Linked DNA regions of Homo sapiens: region 1 is linked to region 2. Evidence: read pairs that join two places in POLR2A ChIA-PET (ENCODE). Cell type or tissue: OCI-LY7. All regions are shown on one strand. Each heading gives the region's core, and the rest is flanking DNA. Links, peaks and the distances in the headings are about the cores only. Region 1 has its middle 30 kb from the start of CCR4. Region 2 overlaps CMTM7 (CKLF like MARVEL transmembrane domain containing 7).

Region 1 (5,381 bases), core at 93-5,092, 550 kb after region 2:
GAGACAGAGTCTCTCTGTCACCCAGGCTGGAGTGCAGCGACATGATCTTGGCTCACTGCAACCCCCACGTCTCGGTTCAGGTGATTCTCCTGCCTCAGCTTCCTGAGTAGCTGGGATTACAGGGGCCCACCACCACACCCGGCTAATTTTTTTTTTTTTTTTGTATTTTTAGTAGAGACAATATTTCTTTCTTTCTTTCTTTTTTTTTTTTCTGAGATGGAGTTTCGCTCTTGAAGCCCAGGCTGGAGGGCAATGGCGCAATCTCAATTCACCGCAACCACCGCCTCCTGGGTTCAAGCGATTCACCTGCCTCAGCCTCCCGAGTAGCTGGGATTACAGGCATGTGCCACCATGCCCGGCTAATTTTGTATTTTTAGTAGAGATGGGGTTTCTCCACGTTGGTCAGCCTAGTCTCGAACTCCCAACCTCAGGTGATCCACCTGCTCCGGTCTCCCAAAGTGCTGGGATTACAGTCACATTCATTGTTTCAGAGGGTGGATACAGACTTTCCTAATAAAGAAAGATTTCTTTAGCTCTTAGGCTAAAACACTTACAGAGGTGAGGAAACACTTTTCATCCCTGAGTTTATCAACTTATTAGTACTTGAAAATAAAAAACTGTTGACTTTGTTGATGTTCTCTATTGAATACGTATTTTTCTATTTCATTAATTTCTGCTTTTACATGTATTACATGTATTTCTTTCTTCCACATTAAAAAAAATTCTTTTGGTGTTTTTTCTTTTTTTTTCATAAGAAAGGGTAGAATTTTATTGTCAAAAAGGCACACTTGGCCGGGAGTGGCAGCTTACACCTGTAATCCCAGCACTTTGGGAGGCCAAGATGGGAGGATTTCTTGCGAATAAGACTTTGAGACCAGCCTGAGCAACATAGTGAGACCCTGTCTCTACAAAAAATAAAAAATTAGCTGGGCATGGTGGCATGTGCCTGTTGTCCCTGCTACTTAGGAGGCTGAAGTGGGAGGATGGCTGGAGCCCAGGGGGTCAAGGCTGCAGTGAGTTGTGATGGTGCCACTGCACTCCAGCCTGGGTGACAGAGTGAGACCCTGTCTCAAAAAAAAAAAAAAAAAAAAAAAAAAAGAAAAGGAAGCTTTTAAGAGATTAAATTTTTTCTCTGAAAAAAATTAATTAAAAATTTTAATTGACACATAATAATTGTACATATTTATGGGTACAATGTGATGTTTCAATATATGCATACTTTGTGTAATGATCAAATCAGTATAATTAGCATATCCATCACCTCAACATTTATCTTTTTTTAGTGAAAACTCAAAATCCTTTCTTCTAGCTTTTTTGAAATATTCAATACATTATTGTTAACTATAGTCAACCTACTGTGCAATAAGGACATTAGCACTATTCCTCCTAAATAATTTTAACTTCGAAACCGTTAATTAGCTCTTTCCATTCCCTCCTTACTTAAATTTTTTTTAAAATACAAGATCTTGCTATGTTGTTCAGGCTTGCCTGGAATTCCTGGCCTCAAGTAATCCTTGCATCTTGGCTTCCTGAGTAGCTGGAATTACAGGCATGAGCCACCACACTGGGCCCTCCTTACTTCTTGAAGATGTTTTGCTCATTAAATTTCAGACTTTCGTCTTTAATAAACACATTTAAGGCTATAACTTTCCCTCTAAATATAGTGTTAGCTGTATCTCATGAGTTTTGATATGTAATGCTTTCTATATTCCTCAGCTCAAACTATATCCTAAAATCCTTAATTTAAAACCATCAGCTTTGGGAGGCCAAGGTGGGTGGATCACAAGGTTAGGAGTTTGAGACCAGCCTGGCCAGCATGGTGAACCCCTGTCTCTACTAAAAATACAAAAATTAGCCAGGCATGGTGGCGTGTGCCTGTAATCCCAGCTACTTGGGAGGCCAAGGTAGGAGAATTGCTTGAACCCAGGAGGTGGAGGTTGCAGTGAGCCAAGATCATGCCACTGCACTCCAGACTGGGCCACAGAGTGAGACTCCCTCTCAAAAACAAACAAACAAAAAAACCATCAGGGCTAGGCGCAGTGGCTCACGCCCCTAATCCCAGCACTTTGGGAGGCTGAGGCAAGTAGATCACTTGAGGTCAGAAGTTCGAGACCAGCCTGGGCAACATGGTGAAATCCCATCTCTACTAAAAATACAAAAATTAGCTGGGCATGCTGGTACACACCTGTAATCCTAGCTACCTGGGAGGCTGAGGAAGGAGAATTACATGAACCCAGGAGGCAGAGGTTGCAGTAAGCTGAGATCGTGCAACTGCACTCCAGCCTGGGCAACAAAGCGAGACTCCGTCTCAAAAAAAAAAAAAAAAAAAAAAAAAAAAATCTGGGCCCAGCGTGGTGGCTCACTACTGTAATCCAACACTTTGGGAGGCAGAGATGGGCGGATCATGAGGTCAGGAGTCTGACACCAGCCTAGCCAACACAGTGAAACCCCATCTCTACTAAAAATACAAAAATTAGCTGAGTGTGGTGGCATACACCTGTAGTCCCAGCTACTCGGGAGGCTGAGGCCGAATCACTTGAACCCGGGAGGTGGAGGTTGCAGTGAGCCGAGACCGCACCATTGCACTCCAGCCTGGGTGACAGAGTGAGACTCCATCTCAAAAAAAAAAAAAAAAAGAAAAAGAAAAAGAAAAAGAAAAAAAGCAAAGGTCTTCTGTATCTCTTTTTACGTTGGATATTTTGCCCGATACTGACCGGGCACGGTGGCTCACATCTGTAACCCCAGCACTTTGGGAGGCCGATATGGGTAGATCACTTGAGACCAGGAATTCAAGACCAGCCTGGCCAACATGAGGAAACCTCGTTTCAACTAAAAATACAAAAATTAGCCAGGCGTCATGGCGCATGTGTGTAATCTCAGCTACTCGGGAAGCTGAGGCAGAGAATCTCTTGAACCTGGGAAGTGGAGGTTGCAGTGAGCTGAGATTGCACCACTGCACTCCAGCCTGGGAGACAGAGCGAGACTCCATCTCAAAAAAAAAAAAGAAAAGATATTTTGCCTGATACTAACAAAGTTACGTCAGTTTGTTTTTTGGTTTGTATTTGCATGGTATACTTGTTTCCATCTTTTTACTTTCAACCTCTTGGTATTCATATGTTTTCAACTTGATTTCTAGTAGACAATACATAGTTTATTAAGGACATAGTCTGACAATCTTGGTCTTTTAACTGTTGCATATACCCTATTTTGTATTAATGTGGCTTCTGATAGTCCTGTATACATCTTGTTTCAGCCGGGTGCGGTGGCTTACGCCTGTAATCTCAGCACTTTGGGAGGCTGAGGTGGGTGGATCAACTGAGGTTGGGAGTTTGAGACCAGCTTGACCAACATGGAGAAACCCCGTCTCTACTAAACATACAAAATTAGCCAGGCATGGTGGCGCATGCCTGTAATCACAGCTCCTTGGGAGGCTGAGGCAGGAGAATCTCTTGAACCCGGGAGGTGGAGGTTGTGGTGAGCCGAGATGGGACCATTGCACTCCAGCCTGGGCAACAAGAGCGAAACTCCGTCTCCAAAAAAAAAAAAAAAAAAACTTATTTCATAGATTATATTTATACTACCTGTTGCAGGTTTCTTTTTCTCTCATTCCTTGCCTTTTTGGGGGAGTATATTTAATTTTCAAAGTTTAAAATTAACCAACTACCTTTGCCCTTATTACAGACATTACCAAAACAAAAACAAAAACAAAACAAAAACAAACAACAACAAAAAAAACCACAAAGACAAACAACTAAAGTAGAAATTTTAACTCTATTTCTATTGTTCCTGTCTTATAGTTCTTGTTTTTACAAGTTGTAATTTATGCAATTACAATGTTATATTGTAATTAAATCTTATGAGGTCCAATAACCATTTTTACTGCATGTCATGAATTTAATATTTGTTTACATTTATACACAGGTTTACCACTCTATTTGCTTTTCAATCTTTTTTATATCCTAGAACTTTCTAGAATCATCTTCTTTCTGACTGAGGTACATACTTTAGTGTACCCTTCAGTGAGAGTCTCTGTTTATGTTTATCATAAAATGTCTTTATTTTGCCAACATTCTTGAGGGAGAATTTTCACTGGATATGGAATTCTAGGTCAGCATTTGTTTCCTTTCAGTATATTGAATATATCATTGTATTATCTTTGGTCTTCTGCTTTTACTCTTGAGAAATCCTCTTTGAGTCTACTGCCACTCCCTTGAAGTGGCAGTAGACTATCCTCTGGCTGCTTTTAAGATGCTTCTATTTGTTGCTGGTGTTCTTCAATTTTACTTTGACATGTCTAGGTGTGAACTTCAGTTTAAATATTTGGTATTTGTTGGGCTTCTTGAATCTATGGACTGGTGTCTTAAACACTGATTCTAGAAAATCCTCATCCATTATTTCTTCAAATACTACCTCTACTTCATCTTATCTTCTCCTTCTGGAATTCAGATTAAGCACATGTTTAATCATTTCACTTTATCCTCTGGGTCTCTAAACCTTTCTTTCATGTTTTCCTTTTTGTTTGTTTTCTATGCTACATTCTATATCATTTCTTCTGATCTACATTCCACTTACTGATTGTCTCTTCTACTGTGTCTAACCAATTCCCAAACCCATATGTTGTGTTTTAAAATTTGGTTATTTTATTTTGCAGTTTCAAAAGTGCTATTTTGTTCTTTTGCAAATCTATGATGCTTCCTTGTAGTTTTCTCTTCCTGTAGATATTTTCAAGGTTGTTTTATTTAAGTATTGTAGGAATGTTTATTTTAAAATATGTCTCATAATTTCAATATCTGAGGCCTATGTGGATTTGTCTCTATGGTCTTATGTTGCTTTGTTGCATTGTGCCTTTGATTATATTTGGCTGGGGCTACCCTTTGACCTTGAAAATAATAATAATAATAATTCTTATTGTTTTTGAGATAGGGTCTCACTCTGTTGCCCAGGCTGGAATGCAGTGGTGCAATCATGGCTCACTACAGCCTTGACCCCCTGAGTTCAAGTAATCCTCCCACCTCAGCCCCCTGAGTAGCTGGGACTACAGATGCACCACTACCAAGCACAGCTAATTTTTAAATTTTTTTTTTTGTAGAGACAGGGTCTCCCTGTGTTGCCCAGGCTGGTCTTGAACTCCATGGCTGAAGTAATCCTCCCACCTCAGCCTCCCAAAGTGCTGGGATTACAGGCCTGAGCTGCCACTCCTAGCCTGACGTTGAATATTATTTGAGAGGATTTCCCAAGTTTAGGATAAATATACCCTTATTCCAAGATAATTTTGAGTTTGCTTCTGTCAGATATGTAGCTGCAATATTAGTTCTGTATAATGCTCTAATTAATCACCTTAAGTTTATTGGACTAATCTTGTGACACAAATTTAGAACATA
Region 2 (5,381 bases), core at 101-5,100:
CACCCCCCCCAAAAGATCCCTCGTACTTGTTTGCTCCCATATTGTTGTGAAGCAGATCCTGCGCTGTTTCATCTCATCTGCAATCATTACATAATGTGTATAAATTGCTGGCCAGCGTGTCTGCTTGTCATGGCGGTGCCTGCTCAGGCCATCCCCATTCTGCTTATGCCTTTATAAAATCACATGTGTTCAGGGCTGCTCCCTATTACAAACCCCAGAGAGCCTGCACTGAGCCTGCTGGCCATTTTTACTGTTGAGAATTCGATTCAACCCCAGATTCAGTTCTACATGACTTATTGACATCCTACTATGTGCTGGGCACTAGGGACACCACAGTGAATCCATGTAGTCTCTGCTGTGTGCACTTAAGGTCAGACTGTACACACAGTTGATGATGCAGTGGGTCAGAGGCAGCCTCGATGGGATGTGCGCTTAGTAGCCTGCTTGTCTCCAACTGAAGCATCATTCTGGCCTGATCTACATCTGAATGTGTGTGTGTGTGTGTGTGTGTGTGTGTGTGTGACACAGCTCTCCTGATGACCCTTTGCTTCTGAGTGTAAAGCCCCTACTTGTTTCAGGATGGACAGGAGAGAGTGAACGTGCTGCTGTCATCCCACGTGTTAGAGATAAGACTTTGCACCAGGGTGATGGTTTTGTGTTTCTTTACTCACCTCTCCTCTAGACAGTACGTGGAGAGGGAGTAAGAACATCGCCTAGCACAATGCCTGGGCCATAAAAGGATATAAAATTGCATTTGTTCATTCATTCACTTATTCAGCAAATATCTATGGAGAACCAATATACCATTCAAGGTTTCTGGCATGGGAAAACAACAGTGAACACAACAGATCATCATGGAACTTACGTTCAGGGGTGACAGACAGTAAGCAGACAGGTAAAATATACAACTTCCTGGGCAGTGATAAGGGCTTTGAAGCAGAATGATTGAATTGAGTGGCACCTACAAATGAGAAAATGTCTTTTTAAGAGGCAGAGGATAAAACTATATGTACAGTATGATCCCGTTTTTGAAAAGAGGAAATAGTACGTATGTGCTTGAAACATACAAACATGGAAAGAAATACCTCGAAATGCCAGGGGAGGTGGTTATCTCTGAGGAGTAGCATTATGGGTAATTTTTGTTTTCTTAAATAGACACCTGCCTGAATTAATTTCTATAATGAGCAAGTATTGATTCTATAATTGGAGTAACACTTTTTTTTTTTAAGCAAGAGACTTGACATGAGCAACATATCTAATGGGCTGAGCCTTGTGAGTTGGAGTCCCAGAGCCCTGCTGGCCAGTGTGAGGGAATCTGAGGCAGTGTTAAACTATGGACTTGCCTTCTGTCACCCAGCTCTCAGTGCTCACTCCCAGGTGGGACCAGACAGAATTTAGGCCCTCGACTGAAAACAGAGGCCAGAAGCTGGGACAGGGGGCTCTGTATACAAGCAAGTGCAGCCTGCAATGGAGCAGCATAGTGGTTAGGAACAAGGACTCTGCAGCTGCAGGCCAGGGTCCCAGGCCTGGCTCCTTAACCTGGCTGTGTGACTTTGAGCAAATTACTTGACCTTGTGTGCCTCAGTTTCCACATAAAAAGATGATAGTAGTACTTACCTCCTAGGACTGTTGTGATGAACTTAGTTAAAAATTTCAGGCCGGGCACAGTGGCTCACGCCTGTAATCCCAACACTTTGGGAGACCGAGGTGAGCAAATAACTTGAGGCCAGGAGTTCAAGACCAGCCCGGTCAACATTGCTGACTTCAGAGGAGACACCTCCTACCCTGGGGGTGGGTACAAGCTCAAACCACCGAGTTGTTTCAGCCCAAGCTCGCTTCTTGAGGCCTCCCTCTGGGATATGCTCCCTCTTCTGAGCCTTGGATTCAGATAGACCTGGATTTGCTTCTTGGTTCCACCATTTGCCATCTAGGTGATCTTCCTTGGGCAAGTGACCTGCCCTTGGTTCTCACTTTCTTTAGATCTGTGAATTGGGCAGAGTGCCACCTGGCCACAGTTGTGAGGATTAAATGTACCAGCATTGCACTGCCTGGTACCTAGCGGGTATTCAGTAGATGGTTGCCACTCCACTTGCCTCCTCCCACCACAGGCTTCCCAAATCACTTCCTGGCCTTCCATACCTTCTGCCCTGCCTCAGCGAGTGCTTCCTTCACCCCTGGGGGTTCCCATGGCCCTGACCCCCAGACATCTTCCCCGCCCATTCCTCTCTATGCTGTTCACTTTTGGTGACCACATGTCAATAACCAGTGGTGAGGCTGGGGTACCCTTTGGAGCCACAGCCTCTATGGTGCGGGACATCATTGCTATGGCAACAAGAGGCAGCAGCCCTGAAGAGGTGCCTGCTGAGCCGGGCTGCCTGGGTCCCAGCTCTGGCTCCGGATGCACTAGTTGTAGGATCAGCTCAAATCACTCAATGTCTCTGTGTCTCACCTTCCTTTTTGTACAGTGAGGAGAGTAATAGTGCCTACCTTGTAAGCTTGTGAGGATAAGATGGCCACACAGATGTAAGGCACATAGAGCTTGGTGCACGGTGAGCGTACAATCAGGGTTAGTGATTACTTTTGCTCTTCTTGTCATCCTAGGATTCATGCTGATAGCCATAGCAGATACCCTTCTCTTTGGGGTTCAACCCTCAATGCCCTGTGCCATCCCCACATTGTGTCAGCTGCCCTTGGTCCCCTCTGATGACCTACTCCTCCAGGGATTTTCTTGTGGAGATGACCGTCCACAGCCCCGTCCTTTCGCTCCCATGCCTATCTAAAGAATTATGTCCTCCTGTAGTGATGACAAGAGTGAGCAGCAGAAAATGCTCTTTTTGCAGTCTTGAAATTTAGTCAGCCCCAAAAGAAACCAGGAAATTGCGTCAGACACTGAAAGAGAAACAAGCTAGAGAAAAACCATTGCTTGTTGCAAACCAAAATTTGTGATTTCAGTTCAGTTCAACACAAGCACCAAACCACCAGGTTTGCTACACAATAAGTGTCAATTTTGCTTCTTGCCCTTTTGGATGCAGTGACATTTTTGACAAGTTGAGCTTTCTAGCCCGAACTTTCTAAATGTGATCCTGATGACCTTTGCCAGTGAAGTACGGTGGTGAATCAGTGATGTGATTGTGGTACAGACCATCGGTCTGGGCTGCACCTGTTGTGAGAAATCGGTTGGGGATGAAAAGAACATGGCCTGGCTTGAATAACAAGCAGAGAATGTTCTGGCCCCATCACGAGCCAAGAATCTGGAACCTGAATCCCTACATCACAGCCACACCCTGGTAGTCTGCCTGGAGAGCCTGAATGGCACCCTCCGGGGGCATTTGATGAGTACATTCTACCAAGTGTAAAGATGTTCTGAGGGCAGCCTCCAAAAGTCACCTCTTCTCCTGGTCACAAGGGACCTTGTGCTGGGTCCCTAATTGATGTTTGGCAAAAACACAGCATGGTTCTCTCCTAAAGGCCTACAGACCAGTGAAGGAAGGAGATGGGCTTTTTAAATGCAAGAGTGTCATGGAGCTGTCACAGAGGATGGCAGGATGAGCCCAGGAACCATTCATTCACCCAGTGTTGAAGTTGGCATTTCAACCAATGGGGAAAAAGTGAGCTGTCCAGAAGATAGGTTAATACAATCGATTGACTGATTGGATACAATCAGAACCCTACTATTTGCCCTAGTTCATGCCATCTACAAAAATAAATCCCAGGCTGGGCGCAGTGGCTCACACCTATAATTCCAGCATTTTGGGAGGCCGAGGCGGGTGAATCACCTGAGGTCAGGAGTTTGAGATCAGCCTGGCCAACGTGGTGAAATCCTATCTCTACTAAAATACAAAAAAAATAGCTGGGCCTGGTGGTGGGTGCCTGTAATCCGAGCTACGTGGGAGGCTGAGGTGGGAGAATTACTTGAACCTGGGAGGCAGAGGTTGCAGTGAGCCGAGATCATGCCATTAAACTCCAGCCTGGGCAACAAGAGTGAAGCTCCGTCTCAAAAAATAATAACAATAATAATACAAAAATAAATCCCAGATGACTAAAGAACTAAAAATTGTATGTATATTTTTAAAGGAAGCAAATATTTATTTTTAATGTAGGGGACTATTTTACTTATTTATGAATTAGGTTCTCACTTCGTCACCCAGGCTGGAGTGCAGTGGCCCAATCACAGCTTACTGCAACCTCTAACTCCTAGGCTCAGGTGATCCTCCAGCCTCGGCCTCCTGAGTAGCTGGGACTACAGGTGCATACCACCATGCCTGGCCAATTTTAAAAATTTTTTTTTTTTGTAGAGATGCGGGTCTCACTATGTTGCCCAGGCTGGTCTCGAACCCTTGGCTTCAAGTAATCCTCCTGCCTGTCTTGGCCTCCCAAAGCACTGAGATTACACCTATTGCCTCTTTTCTTTTCTTTTTTTTTTTTTTTTAAGTAATTTTGAGATAGAAAACAAGACACAAAACCCAGAAACTATAAAAAATGATGCATAGATTTGACTGTATAAAAACTTTTAACTTTAGTCAAACAAAAGACTAAAAATAAAGGCAAATGAGAGATGGAGAGAATATATTTGCAATGTCTATAAGAGACTAAGTAAGTTAGTATTTAGAATATAAAGAGTTCTTTGAATCCATAATAAAAATGGAAGCAATAGAAAATTAGGCCAAGAACGTGAAAAGGCAGTAGCCAATAAACATATGAAAAGATATCCAATCCACTAGTAATTAAGGAAATGAAAATTTAAATAGTACGATACTATTTCCATTCTTTTTAAATACTGTTAATCTGTGTTGGCAAGATTCCCTGTGGAGGGAGACAGGTATCTCTTTTGGATAACATTTTGGTAATAAACAACAAAATCTTAAACGTGCATATGCTTTCACTCAGTAATTTCACTTCTAGGAGTCTATCAGAAATATTCATACAGAGACCAGGCACGGTGGCTCACGCCTGTAATCTCAACACTTTGGGAGGCCGAGGCGGGTGGATCACGAGGTCAGGAGATCGAGACCATCCTGGCCAACACGGTGAAACCCCATCTCTACTACAAATACAAAAAAATTAGCCGGGCGTGGTGGTGCATGCTTGTAGTCCCAGCTACACGGGAGGCTGAGGCAGGAGAATGGTGTGAACCCGGCAGGCAGAGCTTGCAGTGAGCGGAGCTTGTGCCACTGCACTCCAGCCTGGGCGACTGGGAGAGACTCCATCTCAAAAGAAAAAAGAAAGAAATATTCATACAGATACAAAGAAGTACATCTAATTCTTTGCAGCGCTGTTTGTATTAATGAAAAACTGGAGATGTGCTGAATGCCCACCAATAAAAGATTAAGTAGGTCATTCTCCACCAGAGGCAATTTTGCCCCCCAGGGGACCTACAGCAA

What was found. ChIA-PET counts read pairs that join two places held together with the same protein. Peaks named below come from ENCODE experiments on the same cell type or tissue, not always from the same donor. Only the 100,000 strongest peaks of a DNase experiment are listed, where the experiment ranks them.
Region 1: POLR2A ChIA-PET joins it to region 2 with 7 read pairs; 2 of 35 experiments call an interaction of 5 or more read pairs at or near these places.

The regions. Positions count from the first base shown.
Region 1 is chr3:32,978,781-32,984,161 of GRCh38, forward strand. It overlaps a transcript of GLB1 not described here. Among named protein-coding and RNA genes, the nearest start is that of CCR4, 30 kb to the left of the region's middle. In OCI-LY7, for the core only: no CTCF peak of the experiment used is centred there; no DNase peak of the experiment used is centred there.
Region 2 is chr3:32,430,194-32,435,574 of GRCh38, forward strand. All of the region lies in intron 1 of CMTM7 (CKLF like MARVEL transmembrane domain containing 7), which reads left to right. Among named protein-coding and RNA genes, the nearest start is that of CMTM7, 41 kb to the left of the region's middle. In OCI-LY7, for the core only: no CTCF peak of the experiment used is centred there; DNase peaks (open chromatin) are centred at 2,878 and 3,168; H3K4me3 peaks cover 1,064 bases; H3K27ac peaks cover 1,186 bases.